Linked DNA regions of Homo sapiens: region 1 is linked to region 2. A link is a loop called in an ENCODE intact Hi-C map of the cell type or tissue named here. Cell type or tissue: K562. All regions are shown on one strand. Links, peaks and the distances in the headings refer to the core of each region. The heading gives the core; the rest is flanking DNA. Region 1 has its middle 58 kb from the start of MIR9902-1. Region 2 overlaps CCDC62 (coiled-coil domain containing 62).

The links. Hi-C counts contacts between places; a loop is a spot of excess contacts. Peaks named below come from ENCODE experiments on the same cell type or tissue, not always from the same donor. Only the 100,000 strongest peaks of a DNase experiment are listed, where the experiment ranks them.
Region 1: it touches region 2 in a loop (17-fold over the local background); 2 of 110 quality-filtered maps call a loop at or near these places.

The regions. Positions count from the first base shown.
Region 1 is chr12:122,632,852-122,643,731 of GRCh38, forward strand. No RefSeq gene overlaps it. Among named protein-coding and RNA genes, the nearest start is that of MIR9902-1, 58 kb to the right of the region's middle. RefSeq lists a silencer at 5,089-5,158 and an enhancer at 5,226-6,126. In K562, for the core only: a CTCF peak has its summit at 5,143; a DNase peak (open chromatin) is centred at 5,150.
Region 2 is chr12:122,787,852-122,798,731 of GRCh38, forward strand. CCDC62 (coiled-coil domain containing 62) reads left to right here. Exons shown (of 13, transcript NM_201435.5): 5 at 907-1,078; 6 at 4,169-4,270; 7 at 9,456-9,544; 8 at 10,234-10,349. Among named protein-coding and RNA genes, the nearest start is that of CCDC62, 19 kb to the left of the region's middle. RefSeq lists an enhancer at 2,052-2,605 and a silencer at 7,897-8,097. In K562, for the core only: a CTCF peak has its summit at 5,987 (motif pointing right); a DNase peak (open chromatin) is centred at 6,020.

The DNA.
Region 1 (10,880 bases), core at 1,631-9,630, 150 kb before region 2:
AATTTTTGTATTTTTAGTAAAGACGGAGTTTCATCACCATGTTGGTCAGGCTGGTCTCGGATTCTTGACCTCAGGTGATCCACCCACCTCGGCCTCCCAAAGTGCTGGGAGTACAGGTGTAAGCCACCATGCCCGGCCCACCTGGGGATATTTTTAAAATCCCAGTGCCCAGGTCACACCCATACCAGTTATATAAGACTCTGGGGTCTTGGAGTTAGGTTTTAGTAATTTTTTCAAACTTCCCAGGTGTTTTATACAAATCACCTGGGGAACTTCCTTAAATTTCAGATTTGGATTCACAGATCTGGGTTGGGGTCCAAATTCTGCAATTCTTTTATTTTTTTAACAGGATCTGGCTATGTTGCCCAGGCTGGAGTGCAGTGGCCATTCACAGGCCTCCCAGGTAGCTGGGCCTAGAGGCCTGTGCCCAGCCAGATTCTGCATTTCTAACAAGCATCAGGTGATACCAACCCTGCTTGTTCACTGATCACACTTAAAGTAACAAGGGTCTAGACTAGGGGTCAGCAAATAATGGCCCATGGTGACCAAATCATAATTTTTACCTTCTTAAAGGGTTTTAAAAAAAATCCAAACAATAGTAAAAGAATTGTGGCATTAGTTAAAATTCAGATGTCAGTGTTCATGAATAAAATTTTGTTAGGATGAAGCCAGGCTTGTTTGTTTACATATTATCTGGGGCTGCTTCACCCATCAGTGACAGGGTTGAGTAGTTTCAGTAGGGACTGATATGGTTTGGCTATATGTCCCCACCCAAATCTCATGTTGAATTGTAATCCCCAGTGCTGGGAGAGGGACCTGGTGGGAGATGATTGGATCATGGGGGCAGTTTATCCCTTGCTGATCTCACAATAGTGAGTTTTCACCAGATCTTTTTGCTTAAAAGTGTATACTCTTGCTGCTCTCCCTCTCCTGCTCCACCATGTGAGGAAGGTGTTTGCTTCCCCTTTGCCTTCTGCCATGATTGTAAGTTTCCTGAAGTCTCCCAGTCATGCTTCCTGTTAAGCCTGCGGAACTGTGAGTCCATTAAACCTTTTTTCTTCATAAATTTTCCAGTCTCAGGTGGGTCTTTATAGCAGTGTGAGAATGGACTATGCAGAGACCATACGGCTGGCAAAGCTAAAGTATTTCTTTATCTGGCTCTTGACAGATAAAGAAAAGTTGCTTCCCCTTGGTCTACAGAAGCACTGTCCAGTAGAAATATCATGCAAGTACATTTGATGCTTTAAATTTTCTAGTAGACACATTATGCTTTAAGGGTTAATTCCAGGCCTGCTGGAATTAATCTGATCTGTTTTGCTAAAGTTTTTGCAAGGCACTGTCCTGGTCAAGGCATGAAACACAGTGATTAAGGAAACATAGGGATTATAGTGCTGCCTTGTAGCCAGGGGTTTGAAGAGCTTGGGGGTGGTTTGTATCAGCCTGTCACCATTATTTATAACAATTAAATTGATTATTTGCTCCTGGTCTTGGTGAGACCAACTCCACTAAGAACGTCCTGCTATTGAGGCTAGTTGTGGCAGGAATATGCCTATGTGACAAGCAAAGTATGAGAAACACCTGAGATGCTATGTTGGACCCTGATTCCAAGATGCTGTATACACACATCACTGGTTCTTGCTCTGGGTGGGGATAGTGTGTCCAGCCACAGCCCTTACAAAAGGGAGGATTGTGGGAGACTGCGCCTAGTTCTCCAGAGCCTTTGCTCTGAAATACCGGTTGGCCGGGACACATATTCTTAATTTAATGCCATTGCTGTATTGAATCCTTTTCTTGTAATAAACGAGGTTTGTAAGCATTGTCATTTTGGGTCTTGTGACACTCCTTTAGGCACTGAACCCTGTTGAAACTGCCACTGTTAATGCACATATTGTAAAAAACAAAAAAAGATGAAAAAAATATATATATTGTCTGCCTCTGGTCCTTTATCCAGGATAATTTTAATAATATATTTTACTTGCCCCAGTAGCATATCCAAAATATGTTGACGTGTAATCAATATGAAAATATTATTAGATATTTTACACCTTTTTTTCACACTTAGTCTTCAAACTCTGGTGAGTGATTTAAATTTACAACATATCAGGCCAGGTGTGGTGGTTCATGCCTGTAATCCCAGCACTTTGGGAGGCCAAGGTGGAAGGATCGCCTGAATCCAGGAGTTCAAAATCAGCCTGGGCAATGTGGTGAGACCCCGTCTCAACAAAAAATACAAAAATTAGCTGGGTGTGGTCCTGCATGCCTATGGTCCCTGCAACTTGGGAGGCTGAGGCAGGAGGATCACTTGACCCTAGGAGGTCGAGGCTGCAGTGAGCTGTGATCATGCCACTGCACTCCAGCCCGAGTGATAGAGTGAGACCCTGTCTCAATAAATAAACAGCATAACTCAATTTGGGCTAGCGACATTTCAAGTATCTAATGGCCATATGTGGCTAGTGGCCACCGTATTGGCCAGTGCAGTAGAGACCAGGATGACCCATAGTTGTACATCCACTTTCCCTTCTTGAGCCCATTGCTACCCTTCCTGGGTCGTTGTTAATTCCAGTGTTCTTTAAACACGCAGTGCCCCCAGGCAACCACAAATCTCTACCAATCGATTGGAATTGTGTGTCAGAAGAAACTGGCTTACCCTCCTGGTGTAGACGGCTTAGCAAGAAGTCAGGGAAGTGCAAAATCAGATTGGACTCTTGGTCGAGGGATTTTCCCTGGAGGATGTGGTTGGAACACTCTAAAAGGGAGAAGAGCAAGAAAAGGCGCAAAGCTGGAACTGTGGGGCAGGGTGAGAGGAGGGAGAAAAGCACGTTGGCACCTTGACACCATAAACAGGTGGTATTTTTAGGCAGGGAAATAACAGAGTGAACTTGATGTTTTTAGGAAGATGAACTTGACAGCTGCGGGTAGGATGAATTGGCTAGAAGGATTGGAGGCACTCCCAGATGAAGAACTATTTAAATTGCCCAGGAAAAATTACATGCATTTATTTCTACTTTTTTTTGGTGCTTATCGCCCATCATTCCTTCTTTTTGAGATTTAAGTGTAAAGGGCTGTTTTGAGCAGCTCTGGATGTTGGTTACTCATTAATCTACTCATTAATCAGCAGAGATTTGTCCATGATGCTAGTTGTTCCATTTCCTTTAGGGGATAATAACCTTGTGTTATGAATTGCACCTTTATCAAATTAAGAGAAAATGAGAAAGCAGCTTTGTGATAACAACTTTGAGACCAACTAAAAGAAAATAGCTGACTGGGCGCAGTGCCTCACGCCTGTAATCCCAGCACTTTGGGAGGCCAAGGTGGGTGGATCGCTAAGTCAGGAGATTGAGTCCATCCTGGCTAACACGGTGAAACCCCGTCCCTACGAAAAAAAAAGAAATTAGCCGGGTGTGGTGGCAGGCGCCTATAGTCTCAGCTACTCGGGAGGCTGAGGCAGGAGAATGGCATGAACCCGAGAGGCAGAGCTTGCAGTGAGCCAAGATCACGCCACTGCACTCCATCCAGCCTGGGCGACAGACCAAGACTCCGTCTCAAAACAAACAAACAAACAAACAAAAAACTATTTGTAAAAATACTTTATGTGGTAGGAACAAAACTTATGTTCATGACGTACTTTTAAACAGAAGTTTTAAAATGGGCCAGATGTGGTGGCTCACGTCTGTAATTCCAGCGCTTTGGGAGGCTGAGGCAGGAGGACTGCTTGAGCCCAGGAATTGGAGACCAGCCTGGCAAACATGGCGAGACCCTGTCTCTACAAATTGTTTTGTTTTGTTTTTTTTGAGATGAAGTCTTGCTCTGTCGCTCAGCGTGAAGTGCAGTGGCGCGTTCTCGGCTCACCGCAACCTCTGCCTCCCGGGTTCAAGCAATTCTCCTGCCTCAGCTTTAAATTAGCTGGGCGTGGCGAAGGCACGGTGGCTCACGCCTGTAATCCCAGCACTTTGGGAGGCCAAGGCGAGCGGATCACAAGGTCAGGAGATTGAGACCATCCTGGCTAACACGCCATGGTGGTGGGCGCCTGTAGTCCCAGCTACTCGGGAGGCTGAGGAGAAGCAGAGGTTGCAGTGAGCCGAGATCGCGCCACTGCACTCCAGCCTGGGCGACAGAAGCGACAGAGCAAGACTCCGTCTCAAAAAAAAAAAAAAAAAAATTAGCCGAGCATGGTGTTGTGCACCTGTAGTCCCAGCTACTTGGGAGGCTGAGGTGGGAGGATCGCTTAAGCCCAGGAGGTCAAGGCTTTAATGAGCTGTGATCATGCCACCACACTCCATCCGGGGCAACAGAGACCCTGTGCCAAAGAAAAAAAGATATGTATGGAAAACACAAACACTTAGGGTGTGATCAGTTCCTCTGGCAGGTTGCATTTTGTTTCTTATTTCTCTGCATCACATGGTTTTATAAAATCATGAGCCTACTGCAGGTACAATTTTTTACTTTGTATTCTTTTCTCTGCCACTATAAACTTTTTAAAATATTATTTTTAGTAATAGTGTTTTTATTTTTAATGATTTTTTATTTTTAATGAAAAGCCATGCAAGCTCAGGTTCTAATTCTGCTTCTGTGTATAGGTTTATGAGTCGGACTGAATTTTGTAATCTCCCTGAGTCCCTTTTCTTATCCATAAAATGGGGATAATATACCCGCTTCAGTGGTTTCTGTGAGGATCAGATGAGATGATAGATGTAGGCAATCCTCAGCCCACAGCAAATCCTCAAAACTCTTAGGTCACCCCCTGGAGCTATTCTGCACACTTAGACTGTGCTAATATATTTTCACTAAGCTTTTTCCATATTTGGAATTATTCCCTTAAGATACATTCCCAGGAACAGATTTGCCAGATCCAAGGGAATGAAGGGAACATTTTAAAGCCTCCAGTTGCAAATTGCCACACTGCATGCATTTCAAAAGGTCTTCCTCACAAATCCCCATTCCCACCAGCAGCGGATGCACGTCCACTTTACTATGTCCTCAAACCATGTTGCTCATCTGATAGGTTAAAACGGCATCTCACTGTTCACATTGGTGTTTCTTTATTTGTGTGATTGAACCTTAAGAGAACCAGTTAGAAGGCTGCAGTCGCAGATGGAGTCTGGAATTGTCCTCTTGGGCGTAAGCGTGCAAGGCCCAGAAGAGGTCAGGTGGTGGCACTAGAACTTAACAGATGTGATGGACTGTCACGCTTCTTTGACTCTGGAGCTAAGCTAAGAAGGAGTGTTTCCAATGCCCACATTGGTTTCTTGTTCAGAATAAAGTTCTGATACATAAAGGGTTAGCTTTCAACATGTTGGAGAAGTCACTTTTTTTGGATCATAACTGTTATTTGAATTTGTTATATTTATTTATTTAGAGACGGAGTCTCACTCTGTCGCCCAGGATGGAGTACAGTGGCGCGATATCAGCTCACTGCAACCTCTCCCTCCTAGGTTCAAATGATTCTCCTGCCTCAGCCTCCCGAGTAGCTGGGATTACAGGAGCCGGCCACCATGCCCAGCTAATTTTGTAATTTTTTTTAGTAGAGACAAGGTTTCACCATGTTGGCCAGGCTGGTCTTGAACTCCTGACCTCAAGTAATCCACCTGCCTTGCCCTCCCAAAGTGCTGGGATTACAGGTGTGAGCCACCTGTGCCCAGCCTGAATTTGTTTTAAAGTAAGATTAAATATACAGTTAGCCAGGATTGGAGCCAGGATGGGGGCCGGGAGTGGTGGCTCATGTCTATAATCCCAGAGCTTCGGGAGGCTGAGGTGGGAGGGTTGCTTGAGCCTAGGAGGTTGAGGCTATAGTGAGCTATGATCGCACCACTGCACTCCAGCCTGGGCGGCAGAGCGAGACCCTGTCTCTAAAAAAGAAAAAAGAACAGAAAAAACAGCAAGGTTCCTTCTTGTCATTGTTCTATTTATTATATTTCTATTAGCTGTGATTGCCATCATTATTTTTATTATTCTACCCTTGTCTCCATACAGTTATTTTCCATACTGTTGCCTAAGTATATTCTTAAAACATAAGCCGGATCTTGTCCGTGGCTGGCCTCAAACTTTTCACTGGCTTCTCATTTCACTAAGCATAAAACCCAAGTTGCAGAAAACACTTCCCTTCTGTTCGAATTAGAAGCAGGGGTCATCTCCAGGAAAATGGATTATAAAAAGCCCCTCCTTTGGGCAGATCTAACATAAAAAGACACCCCCTTGGGTAAGGTCAAAGTTTTTTAAAAGCGCTGGATTTAAAAGCTGGATTTCGTTTATGGCTCGGTGCTGCCTGCCTGTCCATACCGTGGCTTATAAGGTCGGTAAGATCTAGGCCCAGTCTGCCTTTCCAGCCTCAACCCCTGCCACTCCTGCCATATCTCAGACCAGCCTTCTCTCTAGCCTTACCCGACCAGCCCAGCTAGTCACCATCCCACATCCCCAGTCCCTTGCTGTGACGTCACTCTATTCACTGTCTTCCTGCTGCCATCCAGGGTTATCTTTATTTACTTGTTTATTGACTAGCTCACTGGAATATTGGCCGGGCGCGGTGGCTCACACCTGTAATCCCAGCACTTTGGGAGGCCGAGGCGGGTGGATCACCTCAGGTCGGGAGTTCGAGACCAGCCTGGCCAACATGGTGAAACACTGTCTCTACTAAAAATACCAAAACTAGCCGGGTGTGCTGGCGCACGCCTATAATCCCAGCTACTAGGGAGGCTGAGGCAGGAGAATTGTTTGAACCCGGGGGTCACAGGTTGCAGTGAGCTGAGATCATGCCACTTCACTCCAGCCTGGGCGAAAGAGCAAAACTCTGTCTCAAAAAAATATATATATTTCTACTAAAATAATATATGTTGAAAGATATTGGGAGTATGTGCTCAAAAGTTTCCACTGAGGAGCATGCAAAAAAACCTTGGGGTCACTGGTCTCTTCTTCCTGGGACACCAGCATTGCATGAAAAAGAAACTATTACCCTAAGCACGTCTTTATACTTATGTGGCTACCCCCATCTGGATAGAAACAATCAACAAAATTATTCAGTCTTATTCTCTTACTCAAAAATAACTTAAAAACTACCCAAGGGAGGGATCCAATGTGTTTATTTAAGCACAGATAATGTATTCCAAATCTCTGGGCCCAAGGAGAAACAGCAGAAAGAAGCTTGAATATCTTCTGTCTCACTGAGCCAGGTTTTCCATCACCACAAAGTGGAATGAGAACACCCCACTAATTCATTCTCTACTCCGAATAGAGAAAAAGAATTTGGCTGCTTCATTCCAAGCAAGAGATGGTGGAAGGAGGCCCTTGAGTCTTGAGGATTAAATAGAGCGTCTTCATGTATTTAGCGGTTGCTAACTTTCCCCATTTTTCTTATGTATAATGAGGCACTGCCATTTGTTCATGTGCTCATGAAGCATCCAAGGAAGAGATTTTACCCTGAAAACGCGTAGCTGAAATTCATTAATTTCATGACTACTTAAGAGTCTGCTATGTGCCAGGAACTGTTCTGGGGTTGGGGGATGCAAGATGAACACCATGATAAGGTCCCTCCTGATGGCATGGAGTTCTTTTTTTTTTTTTTTTTTTTTTTTTTTTTTTTTTTTTTGAGGCGGAGTATTGCTCTGTTGCTCAGGCAGAGTGCAATGGTGTGATCTCAGCTCGCTGCAACCTCCGCCTCCTGGATTCAAGTGACTTTCCCACCTTAGCCTCCCGATTAGCTGGGACTACAGGCTCCCACCACCATGCCCAGCTAAGTTTTTTTTGTTTTTTTTTTTTTTTGAGACAAGAGTCTCACTCTGTCACCCAGACTGGAGTGCAATGGCATGATTTCAGCTCACTGCAACCTCCGCCTCCTGGGTTCAAGCAATTCTCCAGCCTCAGCCTCCCGAGTAGCTGGGACTACAGGCACCTGCCACCACGCCCGGCTAATTTTTGTATTTTTAGTAGGGACAGGGTTTTGCTGTGTTGGCCAGGCTGGTCTTGAACTCCTGACCTCAGGTGATCCTCCTGCCTCGACCTCCCAAAATGCTGGGATTACAGGTGAGAGCCTCCGCACCCGGCCTGAACTGCTTTTTCTTTCTAAGTCTTAAAAACAAGAACAGAAACAACAACAACAAAAAAAAACAGCTTTCCTGAGATACAGATAACATATCATACAATTCACTCACTTAAAGTCTGCAATTCAAGCCAGGCAAGGTGGTTTATGCCTGTAATCCCAGCACTTTTTTTTTTTTTTTTTTTTTCCCTGAGGCAGAGTCTCGCTCTCGCCCAGGCTGGAGTGCAGTGGTGTGATCTCGGCTCACTGCAAGCTCTGCCTCCCAGGTTCACGCCATTCTCCTGCCTCAGCCTCCCAAGTAGCTGGGACTACAGGCGCCCGCTACCATGCCCGGCTAATTTTTTTGTATTTTTAGTAGAGACGGGGTTTCACCGTGTTAGCCAGGATGGTCTCGATCTCCTGACCTCATGATCTGCCCGCCTCGGCCTCCCAAAGTGCTGGGATTACAGGCGGCGTGAGCCACCGTGCCTGGCCTATCCCGGCACTTTTAGGAGACTGAGGTGGGAGAATTGCTTGACCCCAGGAGTTCGAGACCAGCCTGGGCAACAAAGTGAGACCCTGTCTCTACAAAAAATACAAAAATTGGCGAGGCACGGTGGCTTACGCCTGTAATTCCAACACATTGGGAGGCCGAGGCGGGTGGATTACCTGAGGTCAGGAGTTCAAGACCAGCCTGGCCAACATGGTGAAACCCTGTCTCTACTAAAAATACAAAAATTAGCTGGGCGTGGTTGGTGCATGCCTGTAATCCCAGCTAATCCAGAGGCTGAGGCAAGAGAATCGCTTGAACCTGGGAAGTGGGAGTCACAGTGAGCTGAGATCGTGCCACTGCACTCCAGCTTAGGCAACAGAGTGAGACTCCATATCAAAAAACAAAACAAAATAAAAATACAAAAATTAGCTGGGTGTGGTGGCAAGCATTTTTTTTTTTTTTTTTTTTTTTTTTTGAGATGGAGTCACTCTGTTGCCCAGGCTGGAGTGCAGTGGGGCGATCTGGGTTCACTGCAACCTCCACCTCCCAGGTTCAAGCGATTCTCCTGCCTTAGCCTCCCGAGTAGCTGGGATTACAGGCGCCCACCGCCATGCCCAGCTAATTTTTGTATTTTTAGTAGAGACAGGGTTTCACCATGTTGGACCAGGCTGGTCTCCAACTCCTGACCTCAGGTGATCCGCCCACCTCGGCCTCCCAAAGTGCTGGGATTACAGGGGTGGGCCACTGCCCTCGGCCTGTGGGATGCACTTACAGTCTCAGCTACTTGTGAGGCTGAGGCCAGAGGATTGCTTAAACCCGGGAGGTCAAGGCTGCAGTGAGTCATGATCTTGCCACTGTACTCCAGCCTGGGTTATAGAATGAGACTGTCTCTAAGTGAATAAATAAAGTTAGCAATTCAATAGTTTTTAGTATATTCACAGATACATATAACCATTATCACAATTTTAGGACAGTTTCATCACCTCTAAAAGAAACCCTTCAGCTGTTGTCCCCCAATCCCCCACCCCAATTCTCCCTAAGCAACCCCTTTTCTGCTTTCTGTGTCTTTGGATTTGCCTATTCTAGGCATTTCCTATAAATGGAACCGTACAATATATGGCCTTTGTGTCAGGGTTGTTTCACTTAACATTTTCGAGGTTCATCCATATTGTAGCAGGGATCAGAACTTCGTTCCTTTTTATGGGAGAGTAATGTTCCATTGTGTGGATAGACTGCATTTAGTTTATCCATTCATCCATTGAATAACATTTGGGTTTGCATAGGGGAAAAACAAACTGTTTTCTACCACTACACACTCAACACAGAACGCTTCTGTCACCAGATGCTAGGGGTTTTTTCCCACACCAGGCAGTTCACTTCTCTGCAGACACCGATTTGCACTATCTGCCTGGAGATAGCATGACATGCCACAGGTTACCAACCCAGTGCCACAAGACTGCCCCCGTTGGAGACGCCAATCACAAGTGGTGAGTTCCCAGGTTTTTCACAACTTTTGCTCAACTTGGCTACAAATCAGAGGTTCTCATGACCCCCTTTTTGGTTCTATAATTTGCTAGAGCAGCTCACAGAACCCAGGAAAACAGGTTACTTACTAGATTATTATAAAGGATATATTAATGGCCAGCAGTGGTGGCTCATGCCTGTAATCCCAGCACTTTGGGAGACCTACTAGACGGAAGGATCACTTGAGCCCAGAGTTCAAGACCAGCTTAGGCAACATAGTGAAACCCCATCTCTACAAAACAAAAAAGTTAGCCAGGCATGGTGGCATGCACCCGTAGTCCCAGCTTCATGGGAGGCTGAAGCGGGAGGATCACTTGAGCCTGGGAGGTCGAGGCTGCAGTGAGCCATGTTATGCCACTGTGTTCTAGCCCGGGCAACAGAGACGGACCCTGTCTCAAAAACAAAAAAACAAAAAACAGAGGATATATTAAAGGATTCAAATAAACAGTCAAATGAAGAGATAACATAGGGCGAGGTTTGGAAGGGCCCATGTGCAGGAGCGTCTGTCCCCATGGGGCTGGGTTGCACCATCTTGGCACATGGATCTACTGTAGTTCACTAGCCCCGAAGCGCTCTGCATCCTGTAGTTCAGGGATTTTTATGGAGGCTTCATCACGTGGGCATGATTGATTATTATAATAACTCAGTCTCCAGCTCCTCTTCCTTTCCCAGCAGATGGGGGATGAGCCTGGAAGCTTCAAGCTTCTAACCACAGTTTGGTCTTTCTGGTGACCAGCCCCCAACCAGGAACCCACAAAAAGTTGCCTCATTAGAACAAAAGATCCTCCTATTACCCAGGAAACCCCAAGGGATTAGGAGCTCTGTGCCAGGAGCTGAGGTCAAAGACCAGATATT
Region 2 (10,880 bases), core at 1,387-9,386:
GAGCAAGTAGGAATCCCAGGTTTAAGGCTGAAAGGGATTGACTGTCGTGGGTGTCCTGGTGTTAATGGAACTGTGTTCCTGTACTTATTAGAACGGTTATTTTTTGCTACTGACCTGGTCACAAAGTTCCATGGGTTTTTGCATGGCCTGCCCCAACCCTATTATTCTATAAGTCCTAGTGTGAGATGTGCAGACAATGTGATTTTTCAGGAGTGCATTTATGATGCTGTAGCAGAAATGTTTAGACTTCAGTAGGGGTAAAACCTCTTAATAACAGTTATTCCAGGTGAGTGGGGGAGGGATAGAACTTTTACTTATTTTTATACTTTTAGGTGTTGTTTGAGTTGCTTTTCAAGAAGCAGATACCTTTTTTGGTAACTAAAACTGCCTCAACAATTAAGAGATTCTAATTTGGGAGATTTGGAATGATGTTGTTGTGGAGTCTGTCATGTTAACAAGCTGGAAAATGGGAGGGAATGATGGGCCATTAGACTTACCTGTATAATCCAGAGGACGATTTTCCCATCCAGGGGCCACCCACCCTCTTGCTGCTATTATAGTTTCTTAGGTAATGGAATGGTCTGGCTCTAACTTTTTGAGAGAGAGTAAGGGGTAGTGGTTCAGTACATAGTGTCTGAGGCAGCCAGCTAGGTTCAAATGGTGGCTCCACCACTAACTAGCTGTGTAACCGTGGGCAAGGAACGCAGCCTTTCTGTTGACTCATCTGTCACTTGGCAAGAACAATAGTACCACCCTCATAGAGTTACTGTAAAGATTAAATGAATTCATATGCGAAAAATGCTTAGAGTGGAACCTGGCACACGATAAGATCTTAGTGTTATCTTTTCTTCTTGGTTAATTGGAATTTAAGAATCTAGGATAACCATTTTCAAATTTGGTTTTTAGGACAAAGATATTATTGAGGCAGTTAATCACATTGCAGATTGTTCGGGTAAATTTAAAATGCTAGAGCATGCCCTACGTGATGCCAAGATGGCGGAGACTTGTATTGTGAAAGAAAAGCAAGATTATAAGCAGAAATTGAAGGCACTTAAGATTGAAGTCAACAAACTAAAAGGTAAGGAAGAGACCTACATTTAAGATACAAATGTATTATCTTGGGAATATAGTTTTTCATCTGGGTTCACTTAATCTTATGCTTGAGAGTAGATCAATTCCTGGCCTTAGACCCTAACGTGAAATATCCATTTCATTTATATAGGATTATGCTGCAATTTGTGTCTTATAAGATATATAACAGAGTTGGGGAAAACTGCAGAATGTATCATATTTTAAAGTAATCCTGCCTTAGTTGAGGTGGCTGTACCATTAGCTATCGCTAATACATGCTTTGTGGCAGACAACATCAGTATCTCAGTGGCAGACAGTCGTAGCATTTATTAAACCCACATGTCTAGAGGCAAATGGGGGAGTTGGCTGACTGTGGTTGGGCCTCACTGAGCTTCCCATCTGGGCAGTTTTGGCTCACACATTTCATCGTCTTGCTATCAGGCTAGCCTGGGCATTTCTTCCCATGGTGAGGGCAGAAACTTCTGATTCTGAAATTAGGAATTTTTATTTTTGCCGATTTATTTATTTTCGACAGAATCTCACTCTGTCACCCAGGCTGGAGTGCGGTGGTGCAATCTTGGTTCACCACTGCCTCCACCTCCTGGGTTCAAGCTATTCTCCTGTCTCAGCTTCCCGAGTAGCTGGGATTACAGGCACCTACCACCATGCCTGGCTAATTTTTGGATGTTTAGTAGAGACAGAGTTTTGCCATGTTGGCCAGACTAGTCTGGAACTCCCGACCTCAGGTGAATCCCTCTGCCTTGGCCTCCCAAAGTGCTGAGATCTACAGGCGTGAGCCAACACACCCAGCCGATCTTTGCTGATTTAACTTAAAAGATTCAGCATTCAAAAATGTTGTCCTTATGATGCCTTGACCTATGGTTAGCCATAGGTCTTATCTCCATTTGTAGCTTCAGCTAAAACCATAATCGTATTATCATCCCCTTGACAGCAGGAACAGACTCTGCTTCTCTTTTTCAGTGTACTGTTAATAGCATGGCACAAGGGCTACACTCTAGGTATTTGGTATTTATTGAATGTTTATATACACCGAGGTAAAATATTCAAGTAGAAAGAAGTCTGTTCTGTCAATATTTATATACTAAAAACATTTTATAAATTCAATATTAAAACTTTTTTTTTTTTGAGATAGTGTCTTGCTCTGCTGCCCAGGCTGGAGTGCAATGGCGTGATCTCAGCTCACTGCAACCTCCACCTCCTGGGTTCAAGCAATTCTCCTGCCTCAGCCTCCTGAGTAGCTGGGATTACAGGTGGGTGCCACCATGCCCGGCTAATTTTTGTATTTTTAGTAGAGACAGGGTTTCATCATGTTGGTCAGGCTGGTCTCAAACTCCTGAGCTTGTGATCCACCTGCCTCAGCCTCCCAAAAGTGCTGGGATTACAGGCATGAGCCACCACACCCAGCTTAAAACTTTTTTTTTAGAAAAGAAAAATAGTGGCTGGGCATGATGGCTCACATCTGTAATCCTAGCACTTTGGGAGGCCAAAGCAGGCAGATTGCTTGAGGCCAGGACTTCAAGAAGACCAGCCTGGATAACATGGCAGAACCCTGTCTCTACAAAAAATTAGCCAGGCATGGTGGTGTGATCCTGTAGTCCCAGCTACTCGAGAGGCAAAGTGAAAGGATTTCTTGATCCCAGGAGGTGGAGGTTGCAGTGAGCCAAGATTGGCCACTACACTTCAGCCTGGGCAACAGAGCAAGATCCTGCCTCAAAAAAATAAAAAAAAAGAAGAGGAATTTTTATAGAGCTCAATCTCCAGCCCTCCCTCCCCTTCCTGGAGGTCCACAAGTGGGACTGCAGGTTCCAGCCCTGTCTTCACTTGGTGTTTCTGGTGGCTGTCTGCATCCTGAGGCCACGTAGGAGCTCCACCCTGAGTCACCTCGTTAGCATGTAGTCTGGTGTAATCAACTGACTCTTCATGAATGACAAAAGATGCTTCTGTCACTTAGGAAATTCCACAAGTTTTAGGAGCTCTGTTCTCCAGGAACAGAGGACAAAAACCACATCTATTTCTTCTTATACCACAGACATACTCAAGGAACAGAAGGAAAGGAGGGAACGGCGGTGGGGAGATGGGCAGGTCAGGTCATGCTGGGCTCTGCAGTTTGTGGTAATGGATTTGGATTTCATCCTCAGTGCAGTAGCAAGGCTTCTCACTGAGAAATGACACGAGCAGATTTTTATTTTTAGTTTTATTTATTTATTTATTTTTGAGACAGAATTTCACTCTTGTCGCCCAGGCTGGAGTGCAATGGCGCGATCTCAGCTCACTGCAACCCCCGCCTGCCTCTCAAGCAATTCTCCTGCCTCAGCCTTCTGAGTAGCTGGGATTACAGTCGCCCACCACCACACCCAGCTAATTTTTGTATTTTTAGTAGAGACGGGGTTTTACCAGGTTGGCCAGGCTGGTTTCGAACTCCTGACCTCAGGTGATCCACCCGCCTCAGCCTCCCAAAGTGTTGGGATTACAGGTGTGAGCCACTGCACTTGGCCTTTATTTTTATTTTACTTTACTTTTTTTTGAGATGGAGTCTCACTCTGTTGTCCAGGTTGAGTGCAGTGGCGTGATCTCAGCTCACTGCAACCTCTGCCACCTGGATTCAAGCGATTTTCCTGCCTCAGGCTCCTGAGTAGCTGGGATTGCAGGTGTGTGCCACCACACCCAGCTAATTTTTGTATATTTAGTAGAGACGGGGTTTCACCATGTTGGCCAGGCTGGTCTCGAACTCCTGGCCTCAAGTGGTTTGTCCGCCTTGGCCTCCCAAAGTGCTGGGATTATAGGCGTGAGCCACTGCGCTGGGCAGATTTTGATTTTTAAAAGATTGCTCTGTGTACACTGGGCTGTCACAGGAGAGGCAAGGCTGGTGCAGGGAGGTCAGTCAGATGAGAGCAAGCGAAGCCTCCAACCAGGGGTCCTTGCCAGGTGTGGAGATGTTGGCTGTGAAACAGATTTTGTCTATAGATCCATCAGGACCGGAAGGAGCCGCTGAGGATGTGAGAGTTAGGCATAGTGTGTATATGAGGACTGGAACCTAGTATTTATTTGAGGACTTTCTTTTTCTTCTGTTGTGAAGAGGACCTCAATGAAAAGACGACAGAAAATAATGAGCAACGAGAAGAGATCATTCGCCTCAAGCAAGAGAAAAGTTGCCTGCACGATGAATTGCTTTTTACTGGTAAAACAGATGATCGAATGTATTTGTAACCTAGACTTGCAATGATGACAGGCTGAAGGAATTATACCTCTCCCAAAATGGTTTTTTTTTTTTTTTTTTTGAGACAGGGTCTTTTTTGAGACAGGGTCTTGCTCTGTCACCCAGGCTGGAGTGCAGTGGTGCAATCTCGTCTGACTGCAACTTCTGCCTCCCGGGCCCAAGCGATTCTCCTGCCTCAGCCTCCTTAGTAGCTGGGGTTACTGGTATGAGCCACCACGCCCGGCTAAATTTTGTATATTTAGTAGAGACGGGGTTTCACCACATTGGTCAGGCTGGTCTTCTTGAACTCCTAACCTCAAGTGATCTACGGGCCTTGGCCTTCCAAAGTGCTGAGATTGCAGGCGTGAGCCCGGCTTTTTTATTTTTATTTTTTTCTGAGACAGAGTCTCACTCTGTCGCCCAGGCTGGAATGCAGTGGCATGATCTCGGCTCACTGCAACCTCTGCCTCCCAGGTTCAAGCAGTTCTCCTGCCTCAGCCTCCCAAGTAGCTGGGATTACAGGCGCATGCTACCATGCCCGGCTAATTTTTATATTTTTAGTAGAGACGGGGTTTCACCATGTTGGCCAGGCTGATCTCGAACTCTGGCCTCAGATAATCCGCCCGCCTCAGCCTCGCAAAGTGCTGGGATTACAGGCATGAGCCATCACGCCAGGCCTTTTTGTTTGTTTTTAACACCCTTTGTGGGACCGATGGTGGACCAAGCAGCGAGTGTTAATGCTGCCATCCCGTTCCCAGTCACTATTTCCTCTTCTGTAAAATGAGCTATTCTCCCTTCCAGCTTAAGCGTGTGACTCTGCTTCTTACTAAAAACATAACATAGATGCTCCTTGACTTACAGGGTTACATTCTGATAAACCCCTCGCAAGTCAAAAATGCATTTAATGAAGCCAACCCAGCCACCAGCATAGCTCAGCCTAGCCTGCCTTAAACATGCACAGAACACTCGCATTAGCCTGCATTTGGACGAAATCATCTCACACAAAGGCTGTTTTATAATAAATTGTTGAATATATCATGTAATTTACTGAAAGCGAAAAACAGAATGGTTGTATGGGTGCTCAGAGTAGGGGTTTTTTAATGAATGTGTACCCCTAGTAAAAGGGGGACTGAGGGTAGGTATCAGTAGACCAAAAAGTGTTCATATGATTTTCTCTTCGGAACTTTACCTCTAAATCAATGACTTTCCTAACACAAACCACTGAAAAGAAAGCCCAGTAGAATCATCTTGGCTGGCAGGGATGTCAACAAGCTCTCTATGTCAGTCATTCTCAGTTGGGAGTGGAGAAGTAGGCCTTCACCAGTGGAAACTCTGAGATACTGGGGGTAGGTAAGGAATATGGCAGGGAATGGAATGCAGTTTGTCTGTAAATTAATGGGAAAAAATTGAGGCTCATCACAGCCTCAAACTCCTGGACTCAAGGAATCCTCCCGCCTTGGCCTTCCTAGTAGCCTGGCTAAATTTTTAATTTTTTTGCAGAGAAGGGGTCTCACTATGTTGCCCAGGCTGGTCTCTAGCTCCTGGGATCAAGCGATCCCCTTGCCTCGGCCTCTCAAAATGCTGGGATTACAGGTGCGAGCCACCATGCCCGACCTAAGAAGTTTTAAGTGAAATGGAATTCTTAATTTTAATCTCTTGTGATTAAAGATCGGGGTGAAAGTGTGGTATTCTGCCACTAGAGGTCACTATTTTCACCATTTCTAGGATTGCTGCATCTGCAAGTAGTGATAACCCGTTAACGCTGCTAAAGATATCACATATTTGTAGCTTTACAGTTGCATTCAAACAGTCCTTGGACCAGCATTTGTACGCCAGGTGCCCTGCGATATGCTCAGAAGCTCACAGGCCCACAGAATTCACTACTATACAAATGCTATGCATAAAATGCTATGGGAGGTCAAAGGAAAGAACAAAGCTTAAAGGATACGTTAGTCTCTTTTCTTTTTGATTAATCACTTTTTACCCATGCACTCTACTATGTATTACTAAGTAAAATACATGGAATTTGTTAGCTAATATTATAATAAATCGATTTTGTGAAATATTTTTATCATATACTAAGCAGATTTCTTTACCCAGGCTGGAGTGCAGTGGTACAATCGCAGCTCACTGCAGCCTCAAACTCTGAGGCTCAAGTGATCCTCCCACCTCAGCCTCCCAGGTAGGTGGGACCACAGGCACATGCCATCACACATGCCTAATTTTTAAATTTTTTGTATGGATGAGGTTCCACTATGTTGCCCAGTCTGGTCTGGAACTGCTGGGCTCAAGAGATCCTCCTACCTCTGCCTCCCAAAGCCCCAAAGCGTTGGGATTACAGGCATGAGCCACCATGCCTGTCATCCTAAATTGATTCCTTAAACATCTTCTTAACTAAAGACAATCTCACACCATTGTCTGAAAACAATTTTTGTATGTTTTATTCTTCTTTTTCAAAATATAGACAATTGATAGATTTGCATGTTTCAATTATAAAAGTGAACAAAGCCTACAAAAGAATTTATTTATTTAGTAGAGACAGGGTCTTGCTCTGTTGCCCAGCCTGGAGTGCAGTGGTGCAATCATAGCTCACTGCAGCCTCGACTGTCTGGGTTCAAGTGATCCTGCCACCTCAGCCTCCTGAGTTGCTGGGACTACAGGCATGTGTCATCACACCTAGCTAATTTTATTTTATTTTATTTATTTTTAGTAGAGGCAGGGTCTCGCTATGTGGCCCAGGCTGCTGGTCTTGAACTCCTAGCCTCAGATAATCCTCCTGCCTTGGCCTCCCAAAGTACTAAGATTATAGGCATGAGCCATCGTGCTTGGCTTAAGCCCAAAAAAGAATTTTTAAAGGGCATAACATGATAATATGCCGTCAAGTGCTATGGCTAAATGTCACGATTTTTTTTGTTTTTGTTTTTTTTCGGAGATGGAGTCTTGGTCTGTCGCCTAGGCTGGAGTGTAGTGGTGCGATCTTGTCTCACTTCAACTTCCGCCTCCTGGGTTCAAGCAATTCTCATGCCTCAGCCTCCGGAGTAGCTGGGACTGCAGGCACACGTCACGACACCTGGCTAATTTTTTGTACTTTAGTAGAGACGTGGTTTCATTGTGTTGCCCAGGCTGGTCTCGAACTCTTGAGCTCAGACAATCCACCCGCCTCGGCCTCCCAAAGTGTTAGGATTACAGGTGTGAGCCACCGCACCCAGTCAGATGTTACCATGTTTTATTTGAAGTTGGAAGATGTCTTAAAGTTTTACTTTTAAGTTTAAAACTTGTAGAAAATGCAGTTCTTTTTTTTTTTGAGACGGAGTCTCGCTGTCGCCCAGGCTGGAGTGCAGTGGTGTGTTCGCGGCTCACTGCAAGCTCAGCCTCCTGGGTTCATGCCATTCTCCTGCCTCAGCCTCCCGAGTAGCTGGGACTACAGGCGCCCGCCACCATGCCCAGCTAATTTTTTGTATTTTTTAGTAGAGATGGGGTTTCACCGTGTTAGCCAGGATGGTCTTGATTTCCTGACCTCATGATCTGCCCACCTTGGCCTCCCAAAGTGCTGGGATTACAGGCGTGTTCTTTTACATAGGCTGAGGGACATGTTTTGCTTGTACATAACTAGGAGTAAGGAGTTTGCAAAGAGAACAATGATACTAGTTTACATTTCTGTGGGTCCTGACAGTCCTGTAGGTGAGCTCTTATAGACTGAGTGTCTGCCTCAGGTCTCCCAGGCGGTAAAAGGCAGAGTCTTGATCAGAATTCAGCAGGTTCCAGGCGTCTAAGTCCCTTCCCATTGTTTTAGCTTAGGCTGCTTGTTCAGGCAGATAGCAGCAGAGAGTTCCTTACCTCTGTTTTCTGTGGCCAACTTGTGAAAATAGTCAGACCCAATCCACTTTGATCTCTCAGCTAAACCCAGCCATGGAGAAAACTATCTGGACTAGGGAAACATTTATATTTACATTGGCATTGCCTCTTATGCAAAAGTAGATTATTCTGAAATCAGAGATTAAGGCAACATTCAAATATACATATATTTTTTTTTTCTTTGACCACCTGCCCTCCCCCACCGCCCCCCGACAACCCCACTGGCCAACATTCAGATATATTTAAAATTACTCTGAGGGCCAGGTAAAGTAGTTGGCTTTTGTTTAGGGACCATGCTGTATCCAAAACAAGTATTTATTTATTTTTTTTAAGAGACAGTGTCTTGCTGTGTTGACTCAGGCTGGTCTCAAACTCCTGGGCTCAAGCAATCTTCCCACCTCAGCCTCCAAAGTAGCTGGAAATATAACAAAACAGGTTTATTTAAACATTAGGAAATATAACAAAACAGGTTTATTTAAACCCTGCTTGGATGCTGTTAACATGAAAGGCATGTAGAATTGAGACCCACGGAGTCAGATGCACTACGGATATCACTTCCACTGTTAAAATGTCTCAGTTTTGGCCGGGCATGGTGGCTCATGCCTGTAATCCCAGCATTTTGGGAGGCTGAGGCGGGTAGATCACATGAGGCCAGGAGTTCGAGACCAACCTGGCTAACATGGTGAAACACAGGAGTTCAAGACCAGCTTGGGCAACATAGTGAGACCCCCATCTCTATTTTTAAAAATATTTTATCTTTTAAAATTTTTAAATAAATAATTGAAGTAATATGTATTAAGTATAGAGATTTGGAAATCATCCTTATTCTATCTCCCCACAAAAGGAAAGACAAATAATCCCTGAATCTACAAATCACTTCTTCTTTTTTTTTTTTTTTTTTTAAGACAAAGTCCTCACTTTGTCATCCAGGCTGGAGTGCAGTGGCGCAATCTCTGCTCACTGCAACTTCCACCTCCCAGGTTCAAATGATTTTCCTGCCTCAGCCTCCCAAGTAGCTGGACCACAGGCAGGCACCACCACACCCGGCTAAATTTGTATTTTTAGTAGAAATGGGGTTTCACCATGTTGGCCAGGCCAGTCTCGAACTCTTGACCTCAAGTGGTCTACCCACCTCAGCCTCCCAAAGTGCTGCAATTACAGGTGTGAGCCACTTCGTTCAGCCCATTCTGCTATTTTTAAGTACAGGAACAACAACAACAAAAATGTTAGCTGAGCATTAAATTGTTGGAAATGGAGAGGTTTGTGTGGCTATAGCTGATGAAAAATGTTAATAATACTTGTTCTTAAATAGTAGAGAGAGAAAAGAGGAAAGATGAATTGCTTAATATTGCGAAGTCAAAGCAAGAACGCACAAATTCAGAACTGCACAATCTGAGACAGGTATGTCCCCAATCATCCTTCTCTGTCACATAAGAAATGTTTGTAAACAAATAGCAAATTAGGAAAAATGTATGCCCGTCGATTTTGTTTAATTGGTGATTTGGAATCCTAACTACATTAGTTGTATATCATGTTTATTTATTTTTATTATTATTATTTTTTTGAGACGGAGTCTCGCACTGTCAACCGGGCTGGGGTGCAATGGCCTGATCTCGGCTCACTGCAACCTCCACCTCCTAGTTACAAGCGATCCTCCTGCCTCAGCCTCCCAAGTAGCTGGGATTACATGTGCCCACCACCACGCCCAGCCAATTTTTTGTATTTTTAGTAGAGACAGGGTTTTACTGTGTTGGCCAGGCTGGTCTCGAACTCCTGACCTCATGACCCGCCCACCTCAGCCTCCCAAAGTGCTGGGATTACAGGCGTGAACCAGCGCACCCAGCCTGTATATCATGTTTAGTATAGCAAATAGGTCTTGCTTGTGGTGATCAAAGGCTGGGAGCCCAGCTATCCTAGCAAATCTTAGTGCTAACAAAGGAAAATTAAAAGCAGACATATTTAGCATATTTCTCTAGTAACTATCTGACCTGTTTTAGGATTTGTGAACTGTTTCAGGGAAAGTGCCAAATTGTTGGTTCAGTTTAGTTTTGTTATTACATTTCATGTTGATTTGTCAATATCTATGACAGATTTATGTAAAACAACAGAGTGATCTGCAGTTTCTTAATTTCAATGTGGAAAATTCTCAGGAATTAATACAGATGTATGACTCAAAGATGGAGGAATCAAAGGCTCTGGACTCCAGGTAATCTTAGCAAGATGCAATTAATATGATCTTGTATTATATTCCATCAGCCAGTATTTACTGCGCACTTACTGTTGGCCAGTACTGACTACTATTCCCCATATGGTAGGAAATAAATGTGGCCGGGCACGGTGCCTCACACCTGTAATCCCAGCACTTTGGGAGGCCAAGGCAGGTGGGTCACCTGAGGTCAGGAGTTCGAGACCAGCCTGGCCAACATGGTGAAACCCCATCTCTACTAAAAATACAAACATTAGCCAGGCATAGTGGCTCATGCCTGTAGTCCCAGCTACTTGCAAGGCTGAGGCACGAGAATCGCTTGAACCTGGGAGGTGGAGGTTGCAGTGAGCCGAGATCACGCCACTGCACTCCAGCCTGGTAACAGAGCAAGATTCTGTTTCAAAATAAATAAATAAATAAAAATATAAAAATTAGCTGGGCGTGTTCGCGGGTATATGTAATCCCAGCTACTTGGGAGGCTGAGGCAGGAGAATCACTTGAACCCCGGAGGTGGAGGTTGCAGTGAGCCGA